Regions from separate parts of the Mus musculus genome. Here all the other regions are linked to region 2. The links are chromatin loops, found by intact Hi-C in ENCODE. Cell type or tissue: gastrocnemius. All regions are shown on one strand.

The links. A loop is a pair of places that touch in the nucleus more often than their neighbours do. Peaks named below come from ENCODE experiments on the same cell type or tissue, not always from the same donor. Only the 100,000 strongest peaks of a DNase experiment are listed, where the experiment ranks them.
Region 1: a loop joins it to region 2, with 2.0 times the contacts of the local background. A loop is called at or near these places in 2 of 42 quality-filtered maps.
Region 3: it touches region 2 in a loop (2.7-fold over the local background); 3 of 42 quality-filtered maps call a loop at or near these places.
Region 4: a loop joins it to region 2, with 5 times the contacts of the local background. A loop is called at or near these places in 12 of 42 quality-filtered maps.

The regions. Positions count from the first base shown.
Region 1 is chr17:78,381,645-78,389,644 of GRCm38, reverse strand. It overlaps Fez2 (fasciculation and elongation protein zeta 2 (zygin II)), which reads left to right. Exons shown (of 8, transcript NM_199448.3): 6 at 4,826-4,901; 7 at 7,972-8,000. Among named protein-coding and RNA genes, the nearest start is that of Gm32336, 15 kb to the left of the region's middle. In gastrocnemius, no CTCF peak of the experiment used is centred here; no DNase peak of the experiment used is centred here; H3K4me3 peaks cover 851 bases.
Region 2 is chr17:78,451,098-78,459,097 of GRCm38, reverse strand. Gm32464 (a long non-coding RNA gene) reads left to right here. Exons shown (of 5, transcript XR_876967.1): 3 at 1,728-1,828; 4 at 2,019-2,174; 5 at 3,707-3,899. It also overlaps the pseudogene Gm19399. Among named protein-coding and RNA genes, the nearest start is that of Gm32464, 9.0 kb to the left of the region's middle. In gastrocnemius, CTCF peaks have their summits at 3,787 (motif pointing right) and 7,357; a DNase peak (open chromatin) is centred at 3,790; H3K4me3 peaks cover 732 bases; H3K27ac peaks cover 2,081 bases.
Region 3 is chr17:78,294,561-78,302,560 of GRCm38, reverse strand. All of the region lies in intron 4 of Crim1 (cysteine rich transmembrane BMP regulator 1 (chordin like)), which reads right to left. Among named protein-coding and RNA genes, the nearest start is that of Gm41620, 17 kb to the right of the region's middle. In gastrocnemius, a CTCF peak has its summit at 4,178 (motif pointing right); no DNase peak of the experiment used is centred here; H3K27ac peaks cover 1,471 bases.
Region 4 is chr17:78,037,464-78,045,463 of GRCm38, reverse strand. No RefSeq gene overlaps it. Among named protein-coding and RNA genes, the nearest start is that of Gm32076, 52 kb to the right of the region's middle. In gastrocnemius, CTCF peaks have their summits at 2,243 and 4,076 (motif pointing left); a DNase peak (open chromatin) is centred at 2,206.

The sequences.
Region 1 (8,000 bases), 69 kb after region 2:
GTTTCTCTGGTTTGGCTGATGGCTGGGGAGTGCTTATGGGCAAGGGGCCCTTGGCTGTGGCTACCAGTCCAAGCCCAGCAGTGGATCTGTTGAGAAACTTGAACTTCAGCTTCTCCTGCAAGCATCAGTAGATGTTTTTGTGTTTTCCAGGTTGCTCTATTAGGAAGCCTGGGGTCGCCTTTTTACTTCTTTCTCCCAGGCTAGAATTCCGATGGCGTGAACGTCATCTTTCACAAACAGCCAAGTTTCTTGTAGTTGAGATAGTTCAGACATGTTCACATCTGTGTGCTTACGCAGGAAGACTCAAGTTGCATATGCATCTTATAACTGTGCATTGGCCTTCTTTTTTTCTTTTTGTTTTTTTTTCTTCTTCAATGATTCTAATTAGCTTTTTGACTGGGAAAATTAAGCTAATGAATTTGGAGTGTACTTTCCAAATAGTTTTCTTGTGTGAGTTCTGACTTCTTCATCCAGCTGAGATTTTTGAGTCTGCATCTAGCTTTATCATTTTCTCAGATAATAGAGCCAGGTAATACAGACTGAAAGCAAGCATTTTTTTTCTTGTCATTTTCCAAGGGAATGTAGTTAACTAACAAGCTGACTTGTTTACTTGAAAATCATCTTTTATTGCTGGCTCTGGAGCCTGTGATGTCATCTCTTTGGATAACCTGTTTTACAAACAAGGAACAAATGATAAAATGTGGTGTGTGAAGAATCTACAGAGATAGTTATGCTATGTAGGTTTTTCTTGTAAAAGCAGTCTCTTCCATCCAAAGTAATAGTTATATTCTCAGCAGAGTGAGGAACCAGGGCAATCTCTTGGCCAGGCCATTGGTTCTTGCCAACATAAAACTGTGTATGGGTTTGGGTCTGGGAAAGGCGGGGCACGAGGGTAATGGAGAGGGAGGGGCTTGCAGAATAGCTCCCACAAGGCCAGTGTGGGCACGCTCAGATTTCCAGCAGTGCTGTTGGTTGCCTAGTGTGGCTGGGCCAGAGACTAGTAGCCTGCTCCCTTCAGGATAGCCCTTTTTGTATTTCTCAGCTCTTTGTTAATCAGGATTTCTTTACACTCTTAACGTTTATTGAGAGCCTCAGAGGGCACTCATACATAATTGAATTGGTCAATATTTACTGTATTAAAAGTAAACACGAATAAAAGATTAATTCATTCAAAGTATCAAAGTTCAATGATTAATTCTTATATAAATGGTAAGTTTTAATAGGCTATAACTTTAAAGGTTGGTTAGAGAAGTGTCATTGGTGTTTGTTTTTGTCAGTCTTGTTGATGTACGGCACAGTTGAAGGACATGAGCCTCGGCTCCGCCTCTGCATTCAGTCTGCCCTTTGGAATGTTACACTGTACACTGGGACAGTCTGAGTGAACTGGAGTGTGTATATGGCCAAAGTACATGATGCACTTGAAAGACATGGTATGAAGCCTAACACTATGCTCAATCACAACAATAATAAATTTAAAAAGAAGACAAGCCATATTTTAATAATGTTAAGATAAGTTTGCGTTCCTGCTCCTCTAGAATCTCAGTGACTCTCAGATTGTGCCTGGGCCACACTTTGCGATCACTGGGACTAATGTATACGTTGTCTGAGAGCAGAGAGCATTTCTGTAGCGTTCTTAGGACCTGGAGAATACCTTTACATCCACTCCTTCAGCGTGCTTACTGGTTCAGCTTTCCCCCTAACATTCCAGGGACAAGCACCGTCTGGTGACTCAGAGTGCAGCTTCCTCCTCGGGAGCCTTTCCTTCAGTTAGTCAGGCTGTGAGAATCTCTGCTGCCTTTGACTCGGCTGCTAGCTGGGTGCCAGCGTGCCCCTTGATGATGCGTGTGACTGCAGGCTGGGTGCAAATCAAGATAAGTCACCGAAGGGGAAGAGACAGTCTCACTTGAGTGCAGAGAGTGAATTCTAGGAAGTCTTGGAGGTTGCCAGGAGAACTAAGTTGTAATTGTTTTCTAGAAACAGAGTGAGTATGTTTTCGGGGGTAAATTGGTATCCATGCTGCTCCCCAGGCAGCCTAAGCCGAGAATTCACATTCTCGGTAGCAAGGCAACGGCAGGTGCCTGGAGAGCAAGTGGGAACAGTCGCTAGTCTGAAAATGTCAGGTTCATCTTCCCCAAACTGATGGCGGAAAGATGTACGCTTCAGCTCAGAACAGGCGCGTTGCGAAGGATTAGGCGTTCAAGCTTCCGATAGATAAAGAGTAAACAAGCGGTATCAAAAGGTATCTCAAGGATTGTGCGGTAAACTGTTTAATAAAGTAAGGGTACAGCTGATGTTTGCAACAATTGGAACAAATCTATTAGTTACAGCGGGGAAGCTCTCTGTGGGGATAGTGGCTTACAAACAGTTGGCTCTGCATTGGACTCACGCCGGAATGGAAGTGAAAGCGGTCTCTAAACACCATGATTCTGTCTGCTGTCTGAGAGTGAGTGATCGTGGCATTTTCTAACTGCTTGTCTGTTGGGCACAGAAAGACATCGCGGAACACTCCACTAATAGTCTCTGAACTTCTCTCTCTGTCCTGTTCTTCCTGGGCCATGTCCTGCTGCCTTTAGCGCTTCAGCATGGAAGGGATCTCAAATGTCATTCAGAATGGCCTCCGCCACACCTTTGGAAACTCAGGCGGAGAGAAACAGGTGCTCCGTTTTCCTTCTTTTCCTCACCCTCTGCTTGCTCCTGTGCTCTGCGAGGGCCCTGAAAGTTGTCACTTTTACTAATTGACTGAGAGCATGGGTGGAAGGGGAGGGCTGCAGGTTCATTCTGTCTGTGTCTGAACCGAGATGGACAGAATCTGCCTTTGGGGAGAAAGCGTTGGGATTGGACAACAGACCGATTGCATCCTTAAGCAGGTTTCAGGGCCCCGTTTTCATGCCCACCTTTAACAAATAGATGTTAATAAACTGACGTAATGGCTTGCATGATCGTGAAAACAACTGAACTGGAACATGATACATTGCTGCTAAAATTTAGAAAAGAAGATCTCATTTCGAGGAGAATGTGGCCAGAGCTTTGTTACCTTTGAGATTAGAGTCTTAGGTAAAAAATATGCAGCGAGCAGATCTTACCTCTTTTATCTGACGTTGGGCGTTTTGTATGGTGAGCCAGCTCAGTCGTCAGCCTAGTGAGGAGTAAGACGACGACGTCATGGATGCAGAATTATATGCTGTGAGATGCGTAGTCAGATGTGTCGCAACTTGGTTTGTATTTAGGGTTTTACATAATTCAAAGGAGGGTCACGAACATGGGAATGTATATATTGGTGAATGTATTTGAAATCATCTTCCACTATTTGAAAATTCTACCTGACTGAGACACTCTTGTAGGCCAGGTCCTGGCTGAATAAGAAGGTGCGCCACTGTAAGATGTAGGAAGTCCAAATGCCTAGAGATTCTTCAGGGTTAGTTTTTTGTGTATCACTCAAGATGGGAAAGAGTTGGTATTAGAGAGGGCAGCTTCACCCTGACATTCACAGCTGATAGGGAGGCCCCTTGGGGATGGGTGAATTCTAGTTGTTATTCCGTGCCCCTTGCCTCCGTCAACCTGCAGGATGGAAACATAACCTCCAGGTGATATGGCTCATGAGGAGGTGGCCACGGGCCAAGGCATAGATTCCTGATGTTTCTTCACATGGCTTGGCACCATGAGTAAAGGCTCAGTTGGGCACATCATTGGCATTTATGGGATTTTTAAGAATATATATATAAAGAAAGATACTTGGGTGTACAGTTGAGCCTCACCGGGAGAATGTGGGGCCCTGAGATTTAAAAAGTTGAACAGCTATTTTTTACTATTGTTTGAGCCCTATTGTTAGTAAAAATAACAACTTTTACTATTGTTATTGTTTGTTTAGCAACTTTTTCTACCTTAATTTTTTTAGTTATTTATAGAACCATATAGTCTGTGGGGATTAGGAACAGAGAATGAATTTGTAGGACAGGCTTGAAGAAGCTCAAGGACAGTGTAGGACACTAAGTTTCTATGTGAGCTTTTGCAAGCTGCTCTGAGCTGTAGAATAGAGGGCTCTAGACAGTTGTTTCTGGAGCATACTTTCAGGAGATTTTTCTTTTCCTTTTTGAAATTTTTAAACCTAAGTGTGATAATCATGAGTGTTTAGAGAGAGTGAATTGGTTGGACAATTTGTCACAGATTCAGAGATTATTTTTATTATTCATTTACCTTTTTGGCCATTCTTTCTCAATTATCTAATCTCTAATATCTAAGGTCACTTATATGTACTAACAACCACTTAACATACTAATTTTGTTTCAGTAATTGTTTGGGAAGTAAGTCTTTGTTATCAGTGTCTCGAAGAAATTGGTTTGTGTCTGAAACATTGTCGTGTTATTCAAGTTGACTGCTGTTTTCAACCGGAATAAGAATGGCCTTAAAGGGAATGATTTGACGGCCAGAGATTATTATTTGTATATATTGTTAAAACTATGATGTTAGTTTAATGACTGTTCTGAAAGTATGTTGAAAAACATGCAAGTAAAGTGCTAGATAAGACTCATTAGAAATGAGCAAATGAGCCGGCTGTCCTCAGCACTCACCCCGTGAGCAAGCGTTCAGGGACTGAGCTGTAAGAAGGCCTTACTTATGCCGACAGGAGACTTATACACAGCAGGCAGGATTGAGGAGAAAAATGAGCCCCAGAGGAAAGACTCGGACCTCGGGGATGGCTGTCTATGCCCATGTGCCCACCTCCAAAGCAGCCCTACTTCTGTAGAAAGTAGATCTAGGGAGTGTATTGCTGTGAACATAAATTAACTCAGGCCTGAATGATTTTTTTTTTCTTTTAACTTGGCAGTATCTGACGACAGTCATCCCTTACGAGAAGAAGAGTGGCCCGCCGTCCGTGGAAGATCTTCAGATACTAACCAAAAGTGAGCGAAGGCAAATCTAAACAACTCCTCATTTGACATGTGCTGATTCCTAAGCTCTCGGGTTTAGTTCTGAAGTTTATTTTTATTTTGTCAGTGTAGGTTGGTCAATGGTGGATGCCACCCTGATTCTTATGACAGTGAAGTAAATAGCTATCATATCAAATGGAGTGCCGAGTTGAGTGTTGTTTGAATTCTTTCCCTTAAGTTTTGAAATATTTGTGAGCTAAGTTTTTTTTTTGTTGTTTTGTTTTATTTTAGAAAACATGTAAGTTGAATCTCCATCATTATGCATGAGACCGTGTCTGTCTGTCACCGAGTAAAATGCTTTGTGGCTCTTATGCAACTTAGTGACAGACTAGGAGAGGGGTAGAGATGTAGGCTAACAGCTGCCTTTTGGGGAATGGGAAAGCAGAGGTAGCTGTTATAAGGCTGTCCTAAGTTGGCAGTGAGTCCTAAGAGCATGCATCTATCCAGCAAGCATTTCTAGGGTCGGCTGTGGGCCAGGCTGTTTTCTAGGTACATTAATGAACAAAGCAGACAGATACTCCTCCAGTATGTGGGGGTAAATTTAAAAAATGATTTGTGAGATTAATAAATATACGTAGTGTTGAGTATGTCTTAGGATAGCCATAAACAGCCACAGAAACCTGGCTGCTCTTTATTTTCAGGGGTATTCTTGGAAGTCACTTTCTCTCTCTTGGCAGCAATGGAATATTATAATAAAAATATTTTCTCAATTTATCCTATAGTAAATAAATTCTGTCTGATTCAGAGCAAGTCACAATCAGCTTAGCATGGGCTGGAGAGATGACTCAGTGGTTAAGAGCACTGGCTGGTGTAGAGGACCCAGATTCAATATCTAGCAACCACATGGCAGCTCACAACTGTCTGGAACTCTAATTCCAGGAGTTCTGACATCCTCTTCTGGCCTCCACAGGTGCCAGACACATATATGATATACAGATAACATCCTTATACCAAACAAGCAAACAAACACACAAGCACAGTTGCTGAAATTTCATAAACAGAGGAAGTGAAGAGATTGAGCCCCGCAATTTGGCTCCCATATGTAAGGCAGCACTGAGTGGGCTGAGGTGGGAGGACTGCCCTGAGATTCTGAGATGTGACCATCCTGGGCTACACAGAGTGAGACCCTGTCTCAAAAGAAACAAACAAAATAGAAAGGATTAGACTTGTTGACATTACTTCTAATTGTAAATTGTATGGTTTCTTATTAGAAGGAAATGTGTATCATGTGTGTGGATAATGTTAGTGACATACGGGCAGGAGGGACGGGCAGCTTCCTCTAAGCCACTCGCTGCCTGCTAACCTTGGTTCTTTATACTTTTTCATGGTGAGCAGTGCATGGAAAGTCTTATATTACCTTATGATATAGGTAAATCAAGGGATGTCAGTCAGTGTAAGATGAAGAAGCCAGAGCTCAGCTGGGTGGGTGGTCAGCCTTCTCATTTTCAGCAAGAGCTTGCACATTTGTGTGTGTCCAAGATCACATAAGATGGTTAGTTACAGGGCCGAGTCTCTTAATTCTTGGGCAGCTGCACCCTGAATGACCCCAGCTCCTGGAATGCCACTTTAGAGAGAAGTTAAAAAAAAACCAAATGCTGAAGCCTAAAAGCAGAAATGCCGAGCCTACTGATTGTCTAAAGAAGGGAGAGTAAATACCGCTTAGGCAACTGCAACTATCGAGCCCAGGAGCTGCAGCCCAGGGACGAGGCAGAGTCATTGAAGTTCCATGTCTAGAACACTCTTAGGTGATAGTTTCCTAGATGGACACAGTTGTTTTTGGAATCTTCTGGGCATCTTTGGATGACAGAATGACATCCACTCTAAGACAGCTCTGATGATGCTGTGATGGTAGAGACAATTGGGTTTACCCGGGCCTCTGCTGTCGTCATAGAGGAACAGCCATTCATGCATCTGTGGACTTCCCCGTAGAAGCTGTGGGAAGGGAGTCACAGCGTGATGATACTTGTAGTCATGAGAGTTCCATCAGCTCCTTATGGTTAGCACTGGGCCCTACATGTTGTCTGTACATAATGAGGCGCTGGCCCCTCATTCACAAGCCCTGAGTTAGACCTGATTATTATCCCCATGCTATGGGTGAGGAGCTTGGCACACAGGGTGGCAAAGTACCTTATTCATAATTAGAGAAGTGCTGGAGCCAGTCAAAGCCCCAGAGGGCTGACTTAACAGTGACACTGTGTGGACTCCTCATACATCCAAGGAAAACATTAACTAGGAAGGTACACAATTGAGAATTTGTCTCTACCTTGCTGGTTTAGATTAGAAACCGAGACCTAAAATCTGATGCTGAGTGGCTGCTGTTTCAGTCTTCAAGTTTGGTATTCACCAAGAACATAACATTAGGCTGGCAGGCAGGTGTGCCTCCGTGTTAGCACTTAGTCTGGCATACATGAAGCCCTAGGTTTGATCCCAGCAATATCATTATGTGTGTATGTGTATCCTCTTATACATACAGTCATACACACAGAGACTGGCAGGCAGGCATGCACACGCGCGCACACGCATGCACAGACACACACACACACACACACACACACACACACACACACACACGACAAAACCTCCTTATCTTCTTAGATGCTTGGAGCTGCCTTCTAGGCCTTTTTTCATTGATCTTTCAATTTTTTCACTAAATCTCCCTCGTCTACTCTCTAGAGAGTACAGTTAAATCTCCCGTTTCTCCAGAAGGTCCTCCAGTTCCAAGGACCTGTGAGGGGAACAGCGCTCATCCAAGTGCACAGCGCACTGTCCTTCACTTCCCAGCATGCACTGGGACAAAGCAGATGCTTCACGAATGGCCCGTCCCTCGTTCCTGCCTCCAGTGCTTGGGAATGTTGGCCGAGGGAAATGATTCCCATGTCTCCACTGAGATTCACCGTATTCTCTTACCTAGAAGAGATTCTGTAAGCCGTGTGAATCAGTCACACCATGTCATCCGTTAGTATTGAGGCTACAACTGTGGAAAGACATGTAGCTTTTGATCTGGATCCTAAGTTATTGTCATTGTCTTTTTCTTGTTTGGCAGTCCTGCATGCCATGAAGGAGGACAGTGAG
Region 2 (8,000 bases):
GGGGAGGGGAAGAGGAGAGGAGGAGAAGGGAAAGGCAGGGAGGGGCCTTTCTAGAGAACTTTGTGAAAGGGTACCTTTTTGGAACAACAAAGAAAGTACTAATTCCTTATTTTCTTACACAAAAGTCTAAATTTTAAGATATTCTTTTATTTTTGAAAGGTTCTATATTTTATTACTGGACAAACACCCTAATTTAAGACACGAGCAGGCCTCCAGGTTAAAATGATGAAATCCATTTGGTAGGAGTAATCGATGACAATTCAGTATAAGCCCTCAGTCTTGCCATTGTGTGAATCCTTACAGACCCAGCTTCGTTCTCCTCCAGGGTCTTCCCTTAGAGTTGAACCTGATTTTGTTACCAGTTTTCAGCCGAATCCACTGAGGAATAGGACAATTTTGCTTCTGTTTCTTGGCCAGGAATCGCTTGATTCTGAAAGTCTTGTCAGAAGACATGGCGAGAAAGCCGAATCAGGCATAGTGCCTAAGATAGTCTCAATAGTTCTAAATATACCTAAGGTTTAAAGTCTAAGATTTAATTTAAGAATTTTTAAATACTTTTTATTAGGTATTTTCCTCATTTACATTTCCAATGCTATCCCAAAATTCCCTCATACCCTCCCACCCACTCCCACATTTTGGCCCTGGCGTTCCCCTGTACTGGGGCATATAAAGTTTGCAAGTCCAATGGGCCTCTCTTTCCAGTGAAGGCCAACTAGGCCATCTTTTGATACATATGCAGCTAGAGTCAAGAGCTCCGGGGTACTGGTTAGTTCATATTGTTGTTCCACCTATAGGGTTGCAGATCCCTTTAGCTCCTTGGGTACTTTCTCTAGCTCCTCCATTGGGGGCCCTGTGATCCATCCAATAGCTGACTTAATTTAAGAATTTAAAGTATAGCATTGTCTTACTGTCATAACTGCCCCCCCCCATGAATAACACTGTGCACTGACCAGTGCAAGAGTGTGTGTGTCAGGGTGTGTGTGGGGATAGTGTGTGTGTGTGTGCACGTGTGTGTGTGTGTGTGTGTGTGTGTGTGTATTAAGGCTGCTTAGATCCACTCTTAGCAAATCTCAACATGGTATCAAAGTTCCTCCCTTTTGATCAGCATCCCCCCATTTTCTTTAGTATGCCCCCCTCCACTAGCAATAAACTCCATCTATTCTCCGCTCGCTCACGGGGCATTGCCGACCTCACATTAGAATGACGTAAGAGCATTTATTGCACCGTGTCTCCCTTATTTCTCTCCATATAATGCCCTCTGGGGGTCACTTGGGTTTTGTCGAAGACAGGGACTGTCTCCTGAGGATCGTGGGATAGTATTTATACACCTAAATCACATTTGAAAATCTATTCATCTACTGGTTGTTTTTTTAAGTGTGTGATTATGGGGGGGGGAGTGTGTGTGATTATTGGGGGGAGTGTGTGTGATTATTGGGGGGAGTGTGTGATTATTGGGGGGAGTGTGTGTGATTATTGGGGGGAGTGTGTGTGATTATTGGGGGGGAGGCAGAGATGAATGCAGAGCCATGGGCATCCTTTGAGGCATCTATTGTCTTTACTCTGGATATGTGTTGCGGAGGTAGAATGGAGAGCCAGTTCCTATAGTAATTTTAATTTTAATTTTTGAGGACCCTCTGTAGTGGCTGTGTCAATCATATTCCCACCGGGTGGACAGAGGTTCCTGTTTCGCCGCAATCTCACCAACACTTGTCCTTCGTGCCTTTCAGACAATAGCTGTCCTAATAGACGTGAGGCGTGTCTCACTGGAGAAACTGTAACACTTCCCACAGGAACAAACCTGGATATTTTTATACCCTTGAGCTGACCTGTGAGTACCAGATTGACTGTGGTCTGGGTGATGACTAAGTTCTCGCTTTTATCTTGGGTTAAAGCATGGGTATCTTGTGTGGATCACAGAGACTCAAACTTTTATGCAGTATCATTGTGTCCCACTCTCAGTAGACGTTGCTGTGGCACAGGCCACACAAAGACAATGACTTCAACTAATTGTTACACAGTTTGCTCTTACAAAAGCTGTGCCAGCCTACACTCAGTTCAAGATTAGCTGGATAACCGGCCAACCTGCATCTTCCATTTCCCAGCCACTGAGCAGTTGGCAAGACAAAGGGAGACCCAGGATCAAGCTGGAAGCCCATCCTACGGATGCTGTCAAGGTACAATCCACTTCTCACTTCAAAAGAAATAAGAGCTCCTTTATCCTGGAGCCAAATATGAGTGGCTGTGGATTAGGAGCACGGATCCTTGTAACCCCAAATGATATATTCCAATATGGAAACAATTTCATGACATTTTTATAGATGCAGAACAGTCATAAATCAAGACTTTTTTTTTTCAAATACGAGTATAGAAACTTGCCCTTCATCTTTGATGCTGGGGAAAGAGCCGCTGGCCTGCATTCCAGAAGGTTTTACCTGATAACCAGGGGATGTTAAGTCAGACCCAGAAGTGGGTAATTTATGGCTATAAAGGGGCGTGAAAACAGCTGCAAATAGTTTGGCTCTGGACCTGCAACATTCCAACTCTCCTAAATCGCAAAGTTCTTATCAAGCCGACTTACAGACTCTTTACCAGGGGTATTTCCCAGTTCAAGAAAGCCGAGTTCACAAACACTTCAGCTTTTTTGCTTCCTGTCCACTTCGGTAAACACAGCAAGGCCTTGCTGCGGAGGAGATTGGGAGTATAGTCCTTAGAATTCCAGAAAGTCTGCAATTGCAACATTGTGACTAGATTTCACCACAGTTGGTAGTTTCTTCCACCAGGAGTCACTTAGTGCCCCCGAGGTTGGTTTTCCTCTTTCCCATGGTGTGCTTTATATTAATTGAAATTTTGTTTTATTTTCATTTTTTTTTTCCTTTTTGAAATTCAAGATTCACGTTCCTGGGGGAGGTTTGGGCTTTCTGTGCCATTATCATGTCCCCTGGGCATTGCAAAACCTACTCACTTCCTCCTGCATGAGAAAATCCATGCCTGGTAATAGGACTGATTCAGAAAGCGAGACCGTGCCTCTGCATTTATCTGTATCCTACAGTTCATTTTCCAAGATCCCATTCCCTCTCTCAAAGTCAAAGTCAGACCCATCAACCCGGTTGTGCAGAGTGGCATCAGCAACTTTTTCTGGCTCCCAGTGTCTTTTACTTTTTAGCTCTTTACAGTGCAAAAGTTACTATTAGCGTTTGTGCTGTAGAAAACAGGCAGCTGTCATGGATTCGGTACATATGTCATGGTTTGCTGTCTCCTGTGGTAGACAGTGAGCTATTATTGTGGGTCCGTATGTTTTTTTTTCTGAACGCTAAGGAGGGAGAAGTTGTACCAGATGGTGGATATCAGGGAACTCCAAGGAGCCTCTTGCTCCATCTGAGCGACACCAGCGGCTCTGTGACCCTGGTGCAGGAGTGCGCGCTGTTTTACACTGAGTATGGGAGACAAAAATTATACTAATTTACCAAATTAGTATTTCTGATAGGATCGAAGCTGAAGGGTGCTCCACAGACATGTCAGGGCATTTTAAAAGTGCCATAAACATCTGTTCACTTAAGCTTGCCTCTGTTGAAGAATACCTATGGCACTGTAACAGCTAAGAAAGTCCGTGACTTAGAAATGATTCCCGTTCCTAAATTGAAAGTACCTGTGGGTCTCACTACCTTTCGTTGCTCATTACATCATTCCTTCCGTGATTAATCCATAGGTACTGGTTACCCACCATGTACCAAAGAGGGTACTCGACGCCAGGGACATGTGTTAATGAATCACTGTCCGTCCTGTCCAGCAGGGGGAGCCCGAGGACTAGAGGCGGTAACAGCCAAACCTACGCCTAAGACAACATGGCAGGTGCTGCTGTGTTATGGAGAACTACAATAAAAGAAAGGATTTGTTGTTGCTGTTGTTGTTGATGACATTAAACCTAAAATTTAGATATTCTTTGAAGGCACTAGAACGGTGGTAAAATCTCCAAAATAAATGGTAAGTAGACCAGAGGAGGCAGCATCTTAGACATTTAATGTCACAGGTATCCAGAGATTAGGAACCCAGGCCCAGCTGGCTGGAGGAGAGGCAGGCTAGTGAGCCCAGGAGATATGAGGTCTTAATTCATTATAAGGGCTTTGGATTATATTTTGAATGTGCCGAAGCTTCTGGAAGGTTTGGAGCAAAGGAGAGTTAGTCTCTGACTTTGATTTTAGGGACCCATTTCTAATCGCCTGGAAGAGAGCGCAGTAAGGCAGAGACAGCACCAGGAACAAGCCGGAGGCCGTAATTGTTCAAGGGACAGTTGTCAGTGGTGGGACAGAGAGAAGGCAACTGTTTGCACCTGGCTCCACAGGCTACCAGTAAGTCTGCCTTTAATTGTATCCATTTTCTGATCCTGGAGGGATCCAGTGTCATCTAATTGTCTATTTGAGGGTAGGTGCTGTTAGGCAAAGCCTCTTACAATGGAAAACACAGGCTAATTAAACTAGGATTTATTGTATAGCCTACTTTTATATCTCGAAATCTTGACAGAGCCTTGTTATTATCACTAATAAAGAGCCCTGGCTATAAATTAGGGTGACTTCATGAGGCAGCACTTCCTTTAATATTGAAGAGTTGATAGGCTCTATTTAGAGCTGAGTTATGTAGCACACTAATCTTTCAGCGGCGGCGAGCTTTCCAATGCTCCGCTGACGTCACCGGATTGCCTGCTTGCAACAGGAATGAACACAAACACACTCGACTGAATACCCAACACAGCGAGGCCACAGCTGCACCTCCCAAATCTAAGCTTGAGACGGAGCCCCAGTCAGTTGCGGGGAACGAGAGCCGAGCGGTGGATCTCAGCTCTTAAAATGAATACATTCAGAGTAAGTCAGGAGCCGCCAAACCTCTACGCCCACAATTGCCAACTTCTTCCCTAGGGGAGGGTTTAGTGGCAGAATAAAAGAGCTTATTACACCTTCTCTGTAACCTATCTCTTGGCCACCTTTTGAGCTTCATGTCAACACTAAGCTTGGATTTTTCCCCCTCCCCAACATTTATTAAATTCACTTGTTAGTTGATTTTTTTAAAAAAAATATTAGCTTCTTTTAAGTATAAAGGGATTTTTAAAATCAGAACAAATGGGTCCCCTTGTCAAGACTAATCTTGTATCTTCTCATAGTTACAACCTACAAAGAAAAGCAGGCAGACTTAAATTACTTTATAGTGTAATTAATTTTCACGCACACATCCACAGACTCATGCAACTACTATCCAGATAGAGAAATAACATATTTATAGAATTCCAGATAGTTCTACTCCCTACTAACCAATACTGGGAATCATACTGACCCCTCTGTCCATGGTTTTCCCATTTTTAAACTCCATACAAATAGACTCACATCACACATAATTACTCTGTCTCGACACCATACTTGATAGTGTGTGTGTGTGTGTGTGTGTGTGTGTGTGTGTGTGTGTGTGTGTGTGTAAATTCGTGAATGTGGTGACAGCCGCAAAGGTTCACATTTCTCAGCTACTTAGCATTGTGTTGTGTGACCATGCTACAGCTTATTTATCCACCGATGGACCTCAGAGTCTCTAGCTTTGGGCTGTGGGTAAAGTTGCCATGAACTTTCTCATGCATGCGCTTGGTGCACAAAAGCACTTGTTATGATGAATTGCTGCAGCAGAAGGTCTGTGTGTGCTGACTGTGTGTGTTTCTGTGTATTTCTGTGTGTGTGTGTGTGTTAAGCTTTCTATTATTGGGCAAGGAATAATTGGGGTCAGAAAGACAAAACACGTGCGACTGATGTGATAGAATGCTTAATTGAATTACTCAAAATTGTTTGGTTATTTTCACTCTTTTCTAAAAGCAGTGAAGAATCCCGAGGAGAAATCACCTCCTCACATCTCCTAGGCTGGTCTCAGCTGAGAAAAGCAAGCAAGCACAAGCAGGAAGTGATGCTGGCACACCCTGAATGTTCACCAAGAGTACACAAAGTGTGCCATGTAGATACTATGAAGTATCATTCAGCTGCCGAAAGAAGCAGCCCCACCACATGCTACAAGATGAACTGTGACAGCTCTATGCTAATGGAACCCCAGGAAGACCTGCATTTTATGGTCCAATTTTCCCAAGTTAGTAATAGAACCTTGTGGGTTAGAGAGACCACGCTAACAGCGCTGGCTGCTCTTCCAGAAGACCCAGGTTCGATCCATAGCACCCACGTGACAGCTCACAACCACCTATAACTCCAGTTTCACGGGATCTGACTCCCTCCCTGGCCTCCCTGGGCACTGTGTGAATACTCAGACTCCTAGGAAGCAGAATAGTGGTGCCCAGGGGGAGGGAGAGAAAAAACAAAACCTTTGGGTAATGGTGAAGAGTCTTATATTTGCAAGGAGAGAAAGCTGTCAAGATAACTTCTACAAAACAAAAACCAACACTATGCAACATATTTGAAGTGGTTAAGAAAGAAATAAACACAGAAAAGGATATATTTTAGAGTTGGGAACCCTTTTAAAATGAAAGTATATGACATCACTTCCTTCCTCTCGTTCCTTCCCTCTCAACCCTTGAATGTTCTTCCCACTCTCAAACTCATGGCCTCTTTTTCTTTGACTATCACACACACACACACACACACACACACACACACACACACACACAGACACACACTACTGAATCCATTAGTACTGCTTCTATGTATATGATGCTACGGGGACCACTTGATACAGGATAAACTACTAGGGACCTTACTCCTGGGGAAGCTGAGTTCTCCCTTGGCATTTGCTATGGTTCTTTGTCTAGGGGTGGGGACCAGTGAGGTTCTCCCTTTCAGCATTAGCATGTCCATTAGTAGATGTTAATTTTGAAAACCAGAGAGGAAGAACAACACCCCATAATTTTAGCTGATAAATAGTCTTCTCTTACTTTTTGGCAAACTGGTCTTAAATGAGACGCAGTCGCTGTCTGCCAGATTCTTGTGTTTCAGATGCTGGAGGCAGGGGAATCGTGGTGGGGCGGGACAAGTGTGGCTCTCCGTAGAAGGGGCTTAGGGTCTGGGTAAGAGCCTTGAAGTTGAATAAACTTGCATAGTTATTGTTCAAGTGTGGAAGAACGTCATAGCACATTAAGTACCAGCTACTTCCTAGGTCTCTCTAACTGAATAAAGCTACCCCTGTCCCTCAGATGTTGCATGAAGCAAAGTCCTGAGTTGTAGCAACTCTTAAATAACCTTGAAGAAACATTCAGTTTGTGACAGTTTTCAGCTTGTCAATAGATATGATCGAGCATAAAGCCTCTTGGTAGCCGCTGAGCTGCAGCTGAAGCAGCCCCTGCAGAAGCCACCTCCATGGAGGATCAGCTGCCCACAGTTCCTGGCGGGGGCACCAGAGCCTTAGGAGCAATGCTGAGGCTTTCGGCACACATCATACCTTCCCCAAAATGGTCATGACTTGAGGTAAGCCGGAGAGCACGACAGGCATGTGACCTGTTGATGAATGGCAGGCTTTCCAGCCAAGAACATTATTGGATCTTTCTTGTCCCTGGATTCGGCTTCCTAACTTGACCTCACTTGAAAATAGAATGGGTTATTTAGAAGCTGAGACAGGATTTATTGCCACGGAATTTATGAATTAGCTTTTACCTCTACTGGGAGCTGAGCCTTTGGGTTAGTCTTAGGCAGGCTCTGACCTTGAGATACAGGCTGCCTGCCCTGCCCTTGACACAGGAAACAGTGTCTAACTTCAGGATACAGATCGGTGAGCTGCCTCCTTTCCACCACTTCCTAAATAGACCCAGAGAAAAACATTGTAACGATGAAAACAATAATTGTTTCTATCAGCCCTGTGGTCTCTGCTAAAGCAGATAATATGAATTACAATGTTATACACTTTCCATGGGTCTGAATACACTTATTTTTTGTTTCAAAGAAAGAGGGTGAAAATAATATTCTCTGAATTTAATTTTTTATTCCTTTCTGGTATTTTTTCTTCCCTCCCCTCCCTCCTTCCACCCCACTGCT
Region 3 (8,000 bases), 160 kb after region 2:
ATCTCTATACACACAGGTCAGGGATGCTCACAAGGAATGAGTGTTCCCTCCATTCTGTAGCCCCAGGCTGCAGCCTTGTTTCTAGTGATGTGTAGGCATCTTCTAGAGGTTTTTATCCCCTCCTCAATTAAGTTATTGGCTTTCTAGTCACCTTGAGCAGTACTTAATTTACGTTTTCGTGCCAAAGACTGAAGTCTCTTTATACACAGAAGAACATAAGGTTTAAGTAAATGGACTTTGTGACAGCTGTCTTGGAAGCAGAAAGTTTTGATTTCTTGAATTCTAAGCTACCACAGGTACATGTATCTTTGCATACGGGATGAGGTATTTCATGAGCAATGAGCTCTGGTCATTGCTGACTTTAATTCTGCTGTGAAATCTATCTAAGCACAGGAGCCGATAAATAGAGGTAAGTGAAGAAATCAAGGAACGACCTGAACAGGTTTCTCAGATGCAATGAAGTAAGCGTCTTACTAAGATGCTCAGGCAGCTGGAGCCCAGCATACAGACATAGCAATGAGAGATAGGGAAAAAGCTGCTGGCCTCTGGTCCTGGGACGCCACTGGGAACGACTATGGGTCAAATGGTAGGTAGAAAGACAGAGTGAGATGCCAGATTGGATTGAAAGGGGTAAATAGGACTGTCCTTAAGAGAAAGACAGTGGAAGGAAATATGTGGGTTTCTATGTATAGTGGGGGTGGTGTTACAATCAGGGAAGAATTACTAATAGATTCTTTAATTCTGTTTTTTCCCCCTTTCCTGTTTGAGTGATTGGTTTGTTCTCCTACTGTTTGAATCCTTGATAAATTAAAATATGCATATAGTCCTCGACTATCTCAATAATCAGGCCCAGAGTTTCAATGACATTTACACTTGACCCCAAACTAAAATGAAAATGAAGTTAAAGTTTGCATCAGAGACCATTAAGAGACACTGGATACACAGGTGCCCTGTGTGAAATGGACATAAATGAATGCAGTAGCCACCCCTGCCAATTACCAGGGGAATGTGCTGAGCTGTCCTCAGAGGACCAGTAGGGACACTGCAGGCCTGCCTTCCTCCTCGGAATCCCAGGCTGTGTTTGTATCTGTCAGCCTGGATTCACAGACAAGAGCCTAGCATAAATGTCTTCTGAGAGGCTCCACCCCAGCAGATGACCGAAACAGATGCAAAGACCCACAGCCAAGCATTAGACCGAGCTCGGGAAGTCTTGTGGAAGAGTTGGGGGAAGGACTGAGGAACCCGGAAGGGATAAGGGCTCCACAAAAAGACCAACAGAATCAACTATCTTGGACCCTTGGGGAATCCCGGAGACTGAACCACCAACCAAAGAGTGTTCAAGGGCTGGACCAAGGAGCCCTGCACATGTGCATCAGATGTACAGCTTGGTCTTCATGTGAGTCCCCCAACAACTGGAGCAAGGGCTGTCCCTGAAGCTGTTGCTTCTCTGTGGATGTTGTTCCCCTAACTGGGCTGCCATGTCTGATCTTAAATGAGAGAGGATGTGCCTAGTTCTGCAGTGACTTGTTGGTATGCAGGGGGGCCACCTCCTCCTCAGAGAGGTGAAGGGGAAGGGTGGTGGGAGGAGGGTCCATGTGAGGGGGGTACTTGGAAAAGAGGGGGGCTGCGAGCGATCGGGATGTAAAGTGAGTAAATAAATTAATGAATGAAAAAGGAAGAAGCCACTGGAGAGATGTGAATGAGACACTGCGCCCTCCATTCCTCTTTGGGTTCTTCTACATGCAATGATGGTTAGATTCCTGAGGGAACGGGAGTGAAAACCTCATTAATGTTTTACTGTAATCATATTATTGTCTACATTTTAAGACAAGTGCCTGCTTGTTTTACAGGTGGAGTTTTGTATCCCTGAAGTACAATGACCTTCTAGGGCTGAGTTCTATGAACTGGCCTTGTAGCATAGAGTATGGTAATTCCGTAGTCCTCCATGCTCAAGTGCTTAGCCACTACAGTTTTAAGCGACATAGTCATATTGCTATGATCAGAGCTGGGCATATTTCTTACACAACTGTACAACTTAAATTCTTCATACTGAGGGGCCACACCTGATTCCTAGTACCTTGGTGCAGTTAAAACTGATGGCATCCTACAAGAGTAGCTAACTGTTTCTGCTGCATCTTCTAGATGCACGTTCTGCCTGGCGATAGGTTGGAGATAGTCATTCTTAAACACCCAAGAGCACACGTATGCCCCCAAAGTACTTCTTCTGGTGTTGTTCTCGAACATTCTAGTACCCCTTCTGTCTGAATACTTATGTGCACTTCTCGGCTGGACCCTCTCCTGGACTGTGGGAAGTCATAGCACATGGAACATCATGACTAACCTTGCCCTAGATCTACCACATTTCCCGGTGTCCACACGCCCCTATTAAAAAAGGGTAAAAGGTACCCATAAAAGCACCATGTAAATGAACTAAAAACTACTCAAAAAATGCTTAGCAAACTCACTTAGAAAAGGAAGCTCTTTTTTCTCTGACAATTTCCACTGAGATTAAATGGTTGATTGTAAGTAGGTTGGGGTGTTCTTGGCTCCTCTCCTCTTACCTACCCCCAGGTGCCAGCACACGCTTCCGACCTGGTGCCATCCTTTGACTTCTGATAAGAGTCCTCTGAACCTAAAATTAGCACTTTAAAAATGAATGAACTGAGGAAGGACTCTGAAAAGGCAAACATCTGGACTCAGACCTGAAATATCTTGCACACCTGTTGTAAGGCTCAGATCTCGCAAAAAAGTCTTAAAAAATTTTTTGGGGGGTCAGGTTGAAACGGACCCAATAGCAATTTCGTACATCTGAACACCATGCACGTGCGTCCTCTGCTCACAGGTCTCCCTCATTTGTCCAGGTAGCCATTAATACATCCCCTACCCCCAGTTTGCCCACACCATACAGATGTACATATTCCTGCTCTCTATGCTTTCCATGTGAAGAAGCGGGACTTTCTTTTGAGTCCCTTGGAGGAAGCGCTGAAGCATCCTGACTGACCTTTGTCCTCACCCTCTCCTTTGCTATCATTTCTTTACTCTTCTCCCTGCTAACCTTCCCCTCCCTCCTACCCCAAACCCTGGATAAGAGCAAGCAAGGCAAAAGAGAAAACAGATGGATTAAGAAACTAACATGAGACAGATGCTTAGCGTGGCTGATGTCATCACTCACCCCTCCCCAGTTTCCTGCGCTGCTTCCCTTTGCCCCAGCCAGGCCACACCCAGCTTACAGCTTTGTTCCTGCGCCCACCCCCACCTCCTTCCATTTATCAGTGTCTCGGAGAAGCACTCATCACCCAGAGCTTTTCCTATGCAATGCTCTCTCTCTGCCCTAGGCCAACTCTTGCTTCACTGTTTCTGCTGCTCGCTGCTAACTGCCTCCTGAGTGTTCTCTGTCTGGCCCGTGGGTCCAGCTGCCTTGTAGACATCAGCTCCTCTGAACACCTGGGCACACTCGTTTGGAACTCTGCTCACTGTGTGCTTTGGTCACATGCTCTTTTTGTGTATATAGGTAGTGCACAGAATGAGACATAATTGGAAGCGAAGAGAGATATTAGTTAGTTTAACAAACAGATAAGACAGCAAGGGAAATACAGGCAGAGGCCCTAGATGGTCAAATCAAACAAGTCCCCTCCGTACAGAGCAACCCAAGGATACTCTGAGCGTATGTCTCATCCTTATGGGATGAAAGTCACGTACACAGCACCTACCCTCCTGAAGTATAGAATCCTGTAACTATTTCTTCACCCTAAGCAAAACCGCTGCAGCCTTTGTCTCCCCTGTCTCCCCTGTCTCCAGCCCTGGCCATTACAAGTCTGTAAGATATGTCTCCTGCATATCTAACATGCCAACCTATTTTTTGGAATCCATATAAATGAGATCATAAAATAAGAAGGTTAAGGATATTTTGTTCTTTTGACATTTCAAAGAAGTGGTCATCTGTATAGGTAATTTGTCAGCAGAGGCGGGGGGTGGTGGGGGAGAGGCCTCTAATGCTATCCTTGATATTATGGTAATGATCAGTCAAAACGGCCATGATAGTAAGTTTCCGCACAATGTAATCATTGCTGCAGCTAGGTGGGGCTTGATTAAGAGGGGCGGCCCTATTTTTTTGCCTAGAGTAGTGGATTCTTGAGGGCCTAAGTGGAATGATGAAGAGCCCTTAGAAATCACATAAACCCCTAGAGGGCACTCACTTCCTGAGGAGGCTCCATCCCAGGCAGTGCAGAACCTCCCAGACACAGCTTCCTGTGTGTAAGCTTGGCCTCTGGTCTCTTGGAGCACAGTATTGGATGCTCTGCTCGCTCCCATTCTAGCACCAATGGCCAACCCGCCATTCACTGAATGCCCCAGCCAGCCCTAGCCTGTAGTTCATATGCCCAGCCATCCCTGCCTCTCCTTTCATCCCCACTGAGGACACACAGCCCTTAGGACCACATACCCAAAAGGATTTCTCCAGAATTAATTTTCCCTCCTCTGACGTTTAACAATAAATAGACAGGGTACCTGAGTCTTGGAGAGTACCTGCTTATTTTAAGAAATCACAATCATATTGATTCTCTTGTCAGTTTCCCCAGTGAATGAGGGGATGTCTTACGGAAGAAGAAAATGAGCAACAAATATATCCAGCAAAAAGCTGGAACCTACCCTTTCCCATTCATGGCTGTTAACTTAGAGCTTTGGAGACATGCGTTGGTTTTTGTTGTTGTTCTTGCTGTTTGTTTTAATATTCCTATTTTTATTTGTGTGTGTGTGTATGTGCGCACGCGCACACATGCTCATGCGGTTATGTGCATGTGTGCACGTGTGCACACATGTAAACTAGAGAACAACTTTTGGGAGTTAGTTCTCCCTGTCCTTCATGTGGTTCTGGGGACTTGAACGCAGGTCACTAGATCAGTGGCAGGCACCTTTACCTGCTGGGCCAGCCTCCTGGTCCTGCGTTGTTTTTCCACATTGGGAATGGGGAACTCAGAGGGGCAGGGTTTTTCAGATCACAATGTGAAAGAAAGACAGTGGGATTTGCCTACAGCACAGGCTCTGGGGTCCTGTGGCTAAGGACCAGCCAGGGAGGGACCGCTCCCATACATTTCCCCAGGCTCCATCACCCAGCCAGCACCCTTGTGCGTCTGTGTGCAGGGCTGGGTCGGGTGGATTAGTTTTGCTTCTCACTTGAGGACTACCAAGCGGCACTAGTTCTTAACCTTGTCACGGCAGGGACAGGCAGGGACAGCCGTTAGCGTGTGCTCGCCATCCCTTACAAAGGCTCCTTCTGCTCTGAATGGCATTTCTCAGGAATGAGGAAGAAGAGAGTGACTTACTGTACCCTTGGCACCCACCAGAACAATGTAAAACTATCAGCCACTGACTCCAGTTCCCAGGAGGTTGGTTTGCTCACCCAGGAAATAAGGTACAGGCTCAGAAGAAACATTCTTCTAACTTTGAAACTCTACTGCCACTATTATGACCCCCCTACCCCCACCCAATGCGGCCGCCTGATCAAGACTCTTTTCTATCGCGCCTCACTGGCAGATACCCAGTTCCTAAAGCCCAGCACACCTGCACCTGCTTACTTCTCTCCCTTCTTGCTGTCCTTCAATCCCGACTTTCAGAGCTGGGTCAGTGTGTCCCCGACCTCAACTTCCCCACAATTCTTGCTTTGCCTGGAGTGTAACAGCTGCAAACTTATATATTCTTTCTATACTCCGGGAGAAGAAATGGCGTGCTAAATGCTGGGGGTCTGGAATCATGGAGCAGCTGAGACCTGTTTTGAAAAACTACCCTGAAAAAAAAAATCAATGCTTGTCTGTCTGCTTACCAAGAATGAAGGGAGAAACTTTAAAGGACACTAAACAAGGGGAATATTACCATTGCAACTGTGGGGAGGGAGTCTTCCGCCACCCCACAGCCCTCTCTGCAAAGCGCAGGAGTGCCTCAGAGATGTGCCTTGTGGTGGGCACTAGCACACAAATAGCAAATATTATTCTAACATCCCTCCACTATAACATCTCTCCAGAGCGGGACACTGGAAGCTATATGCCATCTCAGGCCCATCTTCCCAACACAGACACTTATCTCTGCCCACGTCCTATAAGAAACACAAGTCCCAAGTTGTGAAGCATTCTAGAAAAAGAGTTCATCAAATTTTTTGGCTTCCCTCCACATCTGAAGACAGTGCCTGAGCCTTCGAAGCGGGAGAGGTGTCCCTATCTCCAACCAAAGTGGGACAAGGAGAGAAGAAGCATTTTTATACTTCATGCAGCAGTAAGGCTGCAGAGGCTGTTAATGGAAGGGCTTGTCAGGAGCAGAAATGATGCTGCATAAAACAGAATCCTGTTCTAAAAAAAGCAGCCTCACCATTAGTGAAATCTGATGCTGTATTGCGTCACACCCTTACCTCTTTCCAGGAATATGTACATTTAAAACAGGACAGCGAATAAAACATCCCAAAGAAGGAGGTTTGACACCGAACCAACGGTCCAACTACCACTTTGGAAAATAGTTATAGCTCCCTATGGGAGATCCTTCGTCTTGAACTTCCCTCCTGTCTCTCCCTAAGAGATTTACCACTCCCTGGAGGACTACTGACCGGACTTCACCCTCCTCCAGCTAATCCCCCTATGAGCTCCTTGAATCTTCATCACCAGTCACAGCCAGCCAGAGGATCCCTCACTGCTGTCCGCCCAGTGGTCCCTCCCCAGCACAGGCAGTTGCTCCCAGCATAACAGGTGACCGCTTATTTCTTATGACTTTGACCTTAGAGACAGGAGGAAAGGAACTTAGTTTTCTGTGGCTGTTAATGCTTGTCTTGTTCTGTTGAGAGGAAGAACAAGGTGGATATGTTCTCATGCAGGGAAGATACAAACCCAAGACAATTAAGAAACTAGGACAGCCATCCTGGTTTCTCTCTTCCTGCATTTCTCAAGAGACAATTATGGCTTCCTTCTCAAAGACGCCGGAAGTCTAGAAAGCAGACGGTGCGAAGCTGAAGGAGAAGTGGCACACTGTAGGAAAATACAAGCTTACCCTAGAACTGTGCCCCACAGAAAGGGCATGGTGAGAACAGAGCAATGGCGATTTCTGTAAATTGCCTGTCTGATGTGACCAGCTAACAAAATGCTGGGACAGGCTTGAAGAGGCTGCGATCTTGCCAGCAGCCAGACCAGAGGACCAGCAAGAGCTGAAAGTATTCCTTGTTGAAAGTGTTAGGGCTGGGGCTCTGCAGACATTTCCAACCACCCTGTGCAGTTCAGTTGTCTGACAGAGGGTCCTCTCCTCCACGTCCTTAGGTCTGAGAGAAGCTACTGGTGTAGCTTTTCATGGGCTGGCAGGACGGAGGAGGGATACCCAGAGGACGAGTCAAGATAAGGAGGACAGAAGAGAAAATACCACATCACAGCCTGAAAGGAGGGATGGACGTGATAAGAAGATTTTTATAAGACGTTATTTTCTTCGTTGTGTACATGTGTGCCTTGTGTAGTATCTGTGCACCCATCACATGCACACTCACATCAGCAGAGACCTTGGATTCTCTGGAAGTGGAGTTACAGATGGTTGTGAGCTACCACGTGGGTGCTAGGACCCTAGGTGCTACCAACTAGATCCTTTGAAAGAATAGCAAGTGCTCTCAATAGCTGAGCTATTTCTCTGGCTGCGAGAATAAGTTTTAATACAGTCAATGTAAACATTCTCATTTTGAAGCCAACTGCATTAGAACTGGATGCTCTGGAGGGCCGGAGCGAGCGAGGCTGAAGAGAGATGAAAAGGGATCTGAGGACAGCTACAGAGTACTTACATGTAATAAATAATCTATAAAAGAGAAGAAAGAAATGGATGTTCCGGAGCATGGGATAGGCTTGTTTACAAATGTGCATGCAATCACATCTGTGATTTGTGGAGGCTGTTGAGCACCTGCCCTGGACCATGAGAGCAAGCACTGACTTGGGGACATCTGGACAAGTCTTCTGCTTGAAAACCTAAGCTCGGCCTCCACGGCTGGG
Region 4 (8,000 bases), 410 kb after region 2:
GTCCCATCCCATCGGCAAACACCAATCCTTGGTTATATTGATGATACTCCGTTATGCTTGCAGACAGGAGCATGTTGTCCTCTGAGAGGCTCCACACAGCAGCTGACTCAGACAGTTATAGACCTTGACCAAGTTACCATTGAGTAGAGTGTTGTTCAGCTTCCACATATATGTGACTTTCTATTATTTATGCTGTTATTGAAGATCAGCCTTAGTCAATGGTGATCTGATAGGATTCATGGGATTATTTCAATATTTTTGTATCTGTTGAGGCCTGATTTGTGACTGATTATATGGTCAGTTTTGGAGAAGGTACCATGAGGTGCTGAGAAGTATGTATATCCTTTTGTTTTAGAATAAAATGTTCTATGGATATCTATTAAATCCATTTGTTTCGTAACTTTTGTTAGTTTCACTGTGTCTCTGTTTAGTTTCTGTTTCCATGATCTGTCCATTGAGGAGTGTAGGGTGTTGAAGTCTCCCACTATTACTGTGTGTGGTGCAAAGTGTGCTTTGAGCTTTACTAAAGTGTCTTTAATGAATGTGGCTGCCCTTTCATTTGGAGCATAGATGTCCAGAATTAAGAGTTCATCTTGGTAGATTTTACCTTTGATGAGTATGAAGTGTCCCTCCTTATATTTTTGATAACTTTAGGTTGAAAGTTGATTTTATTCGATATTAGAATGGCTACTCCAGCTTGTTTCTTCAGACCATTTGCTTGGAAAATTGTTTTCCAGCCTTACTCTGAGGTAGTGCCTGTCTTTGTCCCTGAGGTGGGTTTCCTGTACGCAGCAAAATGTAGCCAGTCTGTTAGTCTATGTCATTTTATTGGGGAATTCAGGCCATTGATATTAAGAGATACTAAGGAAATGTAATTGTTGCTTCCAGTTATTTTTGTTGTTAGAGTTGGGATTCTGTTCATGTGGCTATCTTCTTTTAGGTTTAATCTTTCATGTTGAGAGATTACTTTCTTGCTTTTTCTAGGGTGTAGTTTCCCTCCTTGTGTTGGGGTTTTTCCTTTATTATCTTTTGAAGGGCTGGATTAATGGAAAGATATTGTGTAAATTTGGTTTTGTCATGGAATACTTTGGTTTCTCCATCTATGGTACTTGAGAGTTTTGCTGGGTATAGTAGTCTGGGCTGGCATTTGTGTTCTGTTAGGGTCTGTATGACATCTGTCTAGGATCTTCTGGCTTTCATAGTCTCTGGTGGGAAGTCTGGTATAATTCTAATAGGTCTGCTTTTTTATGTTACTTGACTTTTTTTTTTTCCTTACTGCTTTTAATACTCTTTTTTTTTTTTTTAGTGCATTTGTTGTTTTGATTATTATGTGTCAGGAGGAATTTCTTTTTTGGTGTGAAGTATTTGGAGTTCTGTAAGCTTCCTTTATATGTTCATGGGCATCTCTTTCTTTAGGTTAAGGAAGTTTTCTTCTATAATTTTGTTGAAGATATTTGCTGCCCCTTTAAGTTGAAAATCTTCATTCTCATCTATACCTATTACTATTATCCTTAGGTTTGGTCTTCTCATTGTGTCCTGGATTTCCTGGATGTTTTGAGTTAGGATCTTTTTTCATTGTGCATTTTCTTTGATTGTTGTGCTGATGTTCTCTATGGAATCTTCTGCACCTGAGATTCTCTCATCCATCTCTTGGATTCTGTTGGTAATGCTTGCATCTATGGTTCCTGATTTCTTTCCTAGATTTCTATGTTCAGAGTTGTCTCCCTTTGTGATTTCTTTACTGTTTCTACTTCCATTTTTAGATCCTGGATGGTTTTATTCAATTCCTTCACCTGTTTGGTTGTGTTTTCCTGTAATTCTTTAAGGGAGTTTTGTGTTTCCCCTTTAAGGGCTTCTACCTGTTTAGCTGTGTACTCCTGTATTTCTTTAAGGGAGTTATTAATGTTCTTCTTAAAATCCTCTATCAGGATCATGAGATATGATTTTAGATCTGAATATTACTTTCTCGGTGTGTTGGGGTATCCAGGACTTGCTGTGGTGGGAATACTGGGTTCTGATGATGCCAAGTAATCTTGGTTTTTGTTGGTAAGATTCTTGTGTTTGCCTTTTGCCATCTGGTAACCTCTGGTGTTAGATGCTCTTGCTGTCTCTGGCTGGAGCTTGTTCTTCCTGTGAGTCTGTAAGCCTGTGTCAGCACTCCTGGGAGACCAGTTCTCGCCTGGCAAGACCAGTGCACAGAGGACTGCAGAACAGCCCCATCTCCTGGCTGAAGATCTATTTCTGTAGGACCCTGTCTCAGCTGCTCTGCTGCTTCTGCAGCCTGTGCACTCCTTAGTGGACCTGTCTTAGGGAGTCACTGGAGAGAAAATGGCGATCTCCCCTGAGTCTAGGTGTCAGAGCCGAGTGAATACATTCTAAATATAGATAAGGACATTAATAAAATGACACCCAGGTAGGATAGAATGCGTGGTTAAGTGATCACTCCCCTTTCAGGATGTGATTTGACTATGGAAGGTTGGCAGTTGTATACATGTTAAGTGATTGGTTCTTTAGTTTTGTGCCCTGTTGTTAACATGTTCCTAATGTAGCACCCTTTAAAATACCCTTAATTTTTCATTGACACTGTGGATGTATAGCAAATAAATGAGTTATTATGATATTAAGTGTAATGGACATTTTACTGAGAAGTTTCTTGAACTGGGTTCTGACTTTTGAGATCACTCATTCCATAACATAGTTCCAGAAGAAGGGAGGGGCCTGCAGGAAATCTAAATGTCTGGATGAAAAGCTATCAGTTGAGAAGGATCAATTATCCATTTTTGTCAGTATGATACCAAAGACTTAGAATATTAAAGGAATTTTTAATTATATGCTATCAGATATTATATGTTCTGTGGATGTAGCTAGAATGAAAAAAAAATGTAAGTACAGACCAGGAAAAAGCTGATGGGTGTGGTAGCATATTCCTGAAACCCTAGTGCTCTGGATGCTGAAGTTGGAGGGTCATGAGTTCAAGTCCCTTCTGGACTACATAGTGAGGACATATCTAGGGAAAGAAGGAGGAAAGGAAGGAGATAAGGAAGGAGGCAGTAAAGGATGTGTGAGCAGAGATGTTATCCTTGAGCAGTCATTTAAGAGTGACTCAATGATATCTTACTAGGTTAAGAACTTAAAAGGTATTGGCAGAAAGATATGGAGGAGTCTGACTGACTCTGCAGTGTTGACTTTGTGTGTGTGTTGCATAAACTGAAAAATAGATCTTTTATGACAAACAAACAAACAAACAAAGAAACAGAATAGTCTACAACATTCCAGTCATGAAATTTCCATCTTGGGGTATTTAAAATAAATTTGTTTTAGTTTTATTCTAAAGGAAAATGATAGTTGTACTTTTTGAGAAACATAATAGTGGCTGGCATGCTAAATATATTTCCTGTATTAATCCCTGAATCTATAAAAATCCAGTAATATTTGTTTTAAAATTTGCATAGCACAAACAGTAGTAAGGATGACTATGGCATTTTCCTCTTGTTCATGCCTACTTCCTTAACATGGGCTTCTCCCCACTGCTGTTTTCATTTCTAGTGTCCCTGTTCATGTACTCATTCACTTTGGACTTACATGCACACACGTGTGAGCATTGTAAGCTAAGAACCACTTTCCAGAGGATCTGACATTACAACTACCAAGGCAGATCAAGGAGTCAGTAGATTTTTGTGGTATTTACCTCTGGAAACCCATTACTTATTGATAGGCAGTTTTTTGCCATTAAGCATAGAATAAGAAATGAAAGTGAATGGAGTTCTTAAGAATTTGTCAGAGGAAGGAGAAAAGAAGGCAGGAAGGGAGAAGAGAGGGTGTAATCACTTGGGTGTGGGAGGTACAATGAGAACTAACGGGTAGCTAAGTATTCTGTTTAAATATGAGTATGTCATTTATCTCTTCTTTAAGACATGATGTCAAAGTACATTAAGAAAATGATTTGAGGGGAGGGAGACTCTGTGGTTAAAAGCCCTGGCTGCTCTTCACAGTACCTGGGTTCGTTTCCCAGCACCCAGATTGCAGCACACAGCTATTTAACTCCAGTCCGAGGAGATCGGGTGCCCTCTTCTGGCCTCCTTGGACACTGCATGAATATGGGTCAGAGACACACGTGCAAACAAAACACCCACTCACATAAAATAAATATTTTAAAAAATTAAAGAAAGAAAATGAATGGCTCTAAGACAATAGCAAAGTGTTATTTTATGTCACATAATTCAATGCATGCATATGAGAATCTTTGTTTTATTGATAGTACTATTTGAGTTATGTTCAGGGAATCAGAAGTACTTAATATAATTAACTTTCAAAAGATTATAAATTAATTCATATCTACGGTGCTGTTATTTTACCATAATTTGAAGGAATCTGGTTTGGTTAACAGTACTTAAATTTCACCACAACGTTTTTAAAATTCCAATGCAAATTGGAGTTCCCTAAACTTTTGCAGAACTGAGTAGTATTATTCTTGTTAATTTTCAGGGTGTTTCAAATCTTTTATAATTTCATAAATAAATGTTTGTATCTCCCCTATAAGGAAGGGCAGCCTTGATCCTGAAAGTGAGCAGGCTGTGCCAGTAAGCCAGGGGGGCTGAGATCTAGCTCTGTCTCCTTTCTCTGTGACCTTGAACCATTCAATTTACTACCTCTCTGACCAGGAATTTTCTCACCTGTAAAATACAAGAATTGAACTAGATGATCTCTCAGATTCTTTACTCTCAAATTTTATGGCCAAGTCTACTTTTTGACAGCTAAAAAAGATGGGGCTAATTTCAATGCATATTGTCTGTCTGCATATCTAGCATATAACTGATTGCAGATGCCTAGAAGCTAAAATGAAGGGTCAAAGAGGTACCATCTGCTTCTATTACCAATTACATTGTGAAGCTGCCTCAATTTTTTTAAACATTTAGTGAAAAACAGAAGTTGGCAGGAAATGTGTTATAAACAATATCACCCCTACACATTCATTGAATAATTCATAGGCAGTGTGTGGTAGAGCCATCGTTTCTGAAGTGCCATTTTTTCCCCCAATACCTGAATGTTCTGCATCAGTAACAAACAATTTAGTTAACATTATTTTGATAATTACAGTGCTTAGAGATTGAGGTATCAGATCCAAATGTATTGTATTCTTATCAATTGCTTCTGGAATAATTTTTCCGTATTAGATAGGAATGAAACTTTTACCACAGTTGATTATTCACATATTTTTTTTAAAATCAGCTTTATTGAAGTATAATTGACAGACAAAAATTGTATACATTTAAAGTGTACAATATGATGTTCTGATGTAGGCAGTCTTGTAGAATGATTATTATTGGTCTAATTAACACCTCAATCTACCCATACATTAGCATTTTTAGCGTCTGTTTGGTAAGCAAACTTAGGATCTGTCTTAACAAATTGCAACTACATTAAACTGAGTTATTAATTAAAAATATGAATAACTTATTCATTCTAGACATTTAAAACTTTATATGCCCAGTCAACATTCTCCCATCCCCCAACCCCAGCCTCCCCTATTAGAGAGTCATCACCACTACACTCTCTGCTCTTGTGAATTCAAATGGAGCGCATGCACAGGTAATGGAGATCATACATTCCCTTGTGAGTCTGTTTTGCTTTTTGTTTGTGATCTCTGTCCTCAATTAACCTGTGATTGGCAGTGTTCATGGACATCAGGACATCATGTCTTAAAGAGTCAAGTGATGTGCTCATGGATAAACAGAATAAATAGCTACCCGGAGGTAGCCACACCCACATGCTCATACTTTCCCTTCTCCCTTCTCTTTAATTTCTCCTTGCTTTGCCAAATTCTGAAGAGCTCCAATCACTTTCACTTCTTACTCTATGCAGACACCAGTGGGCCCAGAGACATCAAGTAGCCAGAGTAGTTTATATGTAGAGAAAAGAAAATCCAGTTTGGGGTGGTCAGTACCTCTAGTGTATCCCACAAGTAGAGCTGTCAGGATTAGCTCTCCCTTGTCCCCTGAACCAAGCCTCATATAAGGCCAATCAACAAACACTGTAGCCCATGGACCCCCCAAAGAGAAGCTTCTCAAGTGGTGGGAAAGTTCAGAACAGTTAATTTGAACTAAGAATATAGTGAAAATATTTAAACTTGGCTGAGATTTTTCTGCTTCTGTTTAAATATTGGTTATGCCTGATGTTGTAAAAGTTCACATCAAAGAGAATGAAAAAGCTGAACTATGAAGCCAGAGATGATGGAAACCTGTGACAGTTATTTCTATTGTCAACTTACCACTAACTAGAATCATCTGAACAGGGAGGATCTACTGAGCAACTGTTCAGATTGTCCTAATTGATGTCGAAAGACCTAACTCAGATGTGGGTGGTGTCTTTTGGTAGCACCCCAGACAAAAAAGGTGTGGTCCAAAGAGTATCATTCCCCTCTTTCATTCTTGGCCTTCCCTTGCTCTGGCAAAATAATTTGCCATTTTGCTGCTGCTGCTGTTGTTGAGGGTAGAGTCAGCGTTTGCAGGCACCCATCATTACCTGAGGACCAGCAGCTCTGTAGCAACCATCAAGGTCTTCAGCACTAACTGGAAGTGCTAAAACACTACTTTCATGGACTGAGCAACTATCAGGTCCTTAGCATCTTCAGTTTGAGACCTGCCTTTGGAAGGCTGCTTTGACCTCTTAGGCACTCAGCCTTCAAGACCCGAGCAAATGTAGGATTCTCAGTTTGTGGAGTGAGTAGATGGTGCTCTTTTTAATATGCCTATAAACAAACAAACAAACAAACAAACAAACAAACACATTCTTGTCCATTCTTAGTACAGAACCCAGCCAGGTTTTTCTCCCTCCAAATATCACAGCTTTGGAAGTGATCTTAGGAATAGCTGGCTGGATTTGTAAGTACATCCCTTTGCCAATCAGACAGACTGCAAAGGAAAAGAACTTCTCTACTTCATCTCATATAAGATTGCCAACATAACCTAGTAGTCAAATGAGTGCAAGATAACATAATACAGCAAGTCTGGGGACACTTGCTTGTGTTTTGCTATTTAACAGGCCTGATACAGACCCTGGCTCCCTACCCAGATGTTAACTAAGAGTTTTTACTACAGACTGGTCATTGAGAAGAGTGACACCCATTTCCTCTCCAATGTGGGATGTCTCTATTTAATAACACACTTCAGGAATCATGGGCAAGGGCATCATTGGGACCTGAATTAGAGTTCAGCTCCTTTATAGCAGAATTCAGTAAAGGTTTTCAGTCTTTGGCTTGTTAATTGGAGTTAACAGAAAATTTTCATGCTGTGAAGATTATAAAGTAATGTGTCCAACAGATAGTAGGGTACACATGGGAGTGATTAGCATCGTTTTACCCTTTAAGGATCAAAAGTGAAACATGGTTGTCAGATGGGATATTGACCCACTTGTATTCTGACTACTGACTGCAAAGTTTCCAACCCAATGTTGAGAATGCAGGACTTTCTCCTGCCAAATCTAACAAGCAAATGCTGGGAGGTTTGCAGAGACCTTTCACTGTTGTATGATGTTGCCTTTGCCTTGGCAAGATTAAGGAGGTTGATTCTTTTAAAGACACAGTAATTAAGTAGGCAGAGTATGAACTGTCAATAATACCAACAAAGCAATTCATTAAGTGAGAGCAGATGCTATTGGTTAATATACTGACTTTAAACAAGCAAAAGGTTACCACAAAGTAAGCCCAATTTTTTCATAATTCATATAAAAACATATAAAAACATGTTGACTTTATTCTTCAAAGTTTTCTGGATGTTATTCAAAAAAGCATGAAATACATATTCCTGGAAATCAACCAGTATGTTTCTATAGGAACTGCAAGTGGTAAAAGAATGTGCAACTTCCTGGAAATTGCACTTGTGCTCAACATATACTATTGTTTAATTATAACAATGTGGTCAAAGAGCCATAGATTGTGAAGTCACAGAAATATGGTTTTGAATTCCATTCTATTAGTATCATCGAGATTTTGTTTATTCATA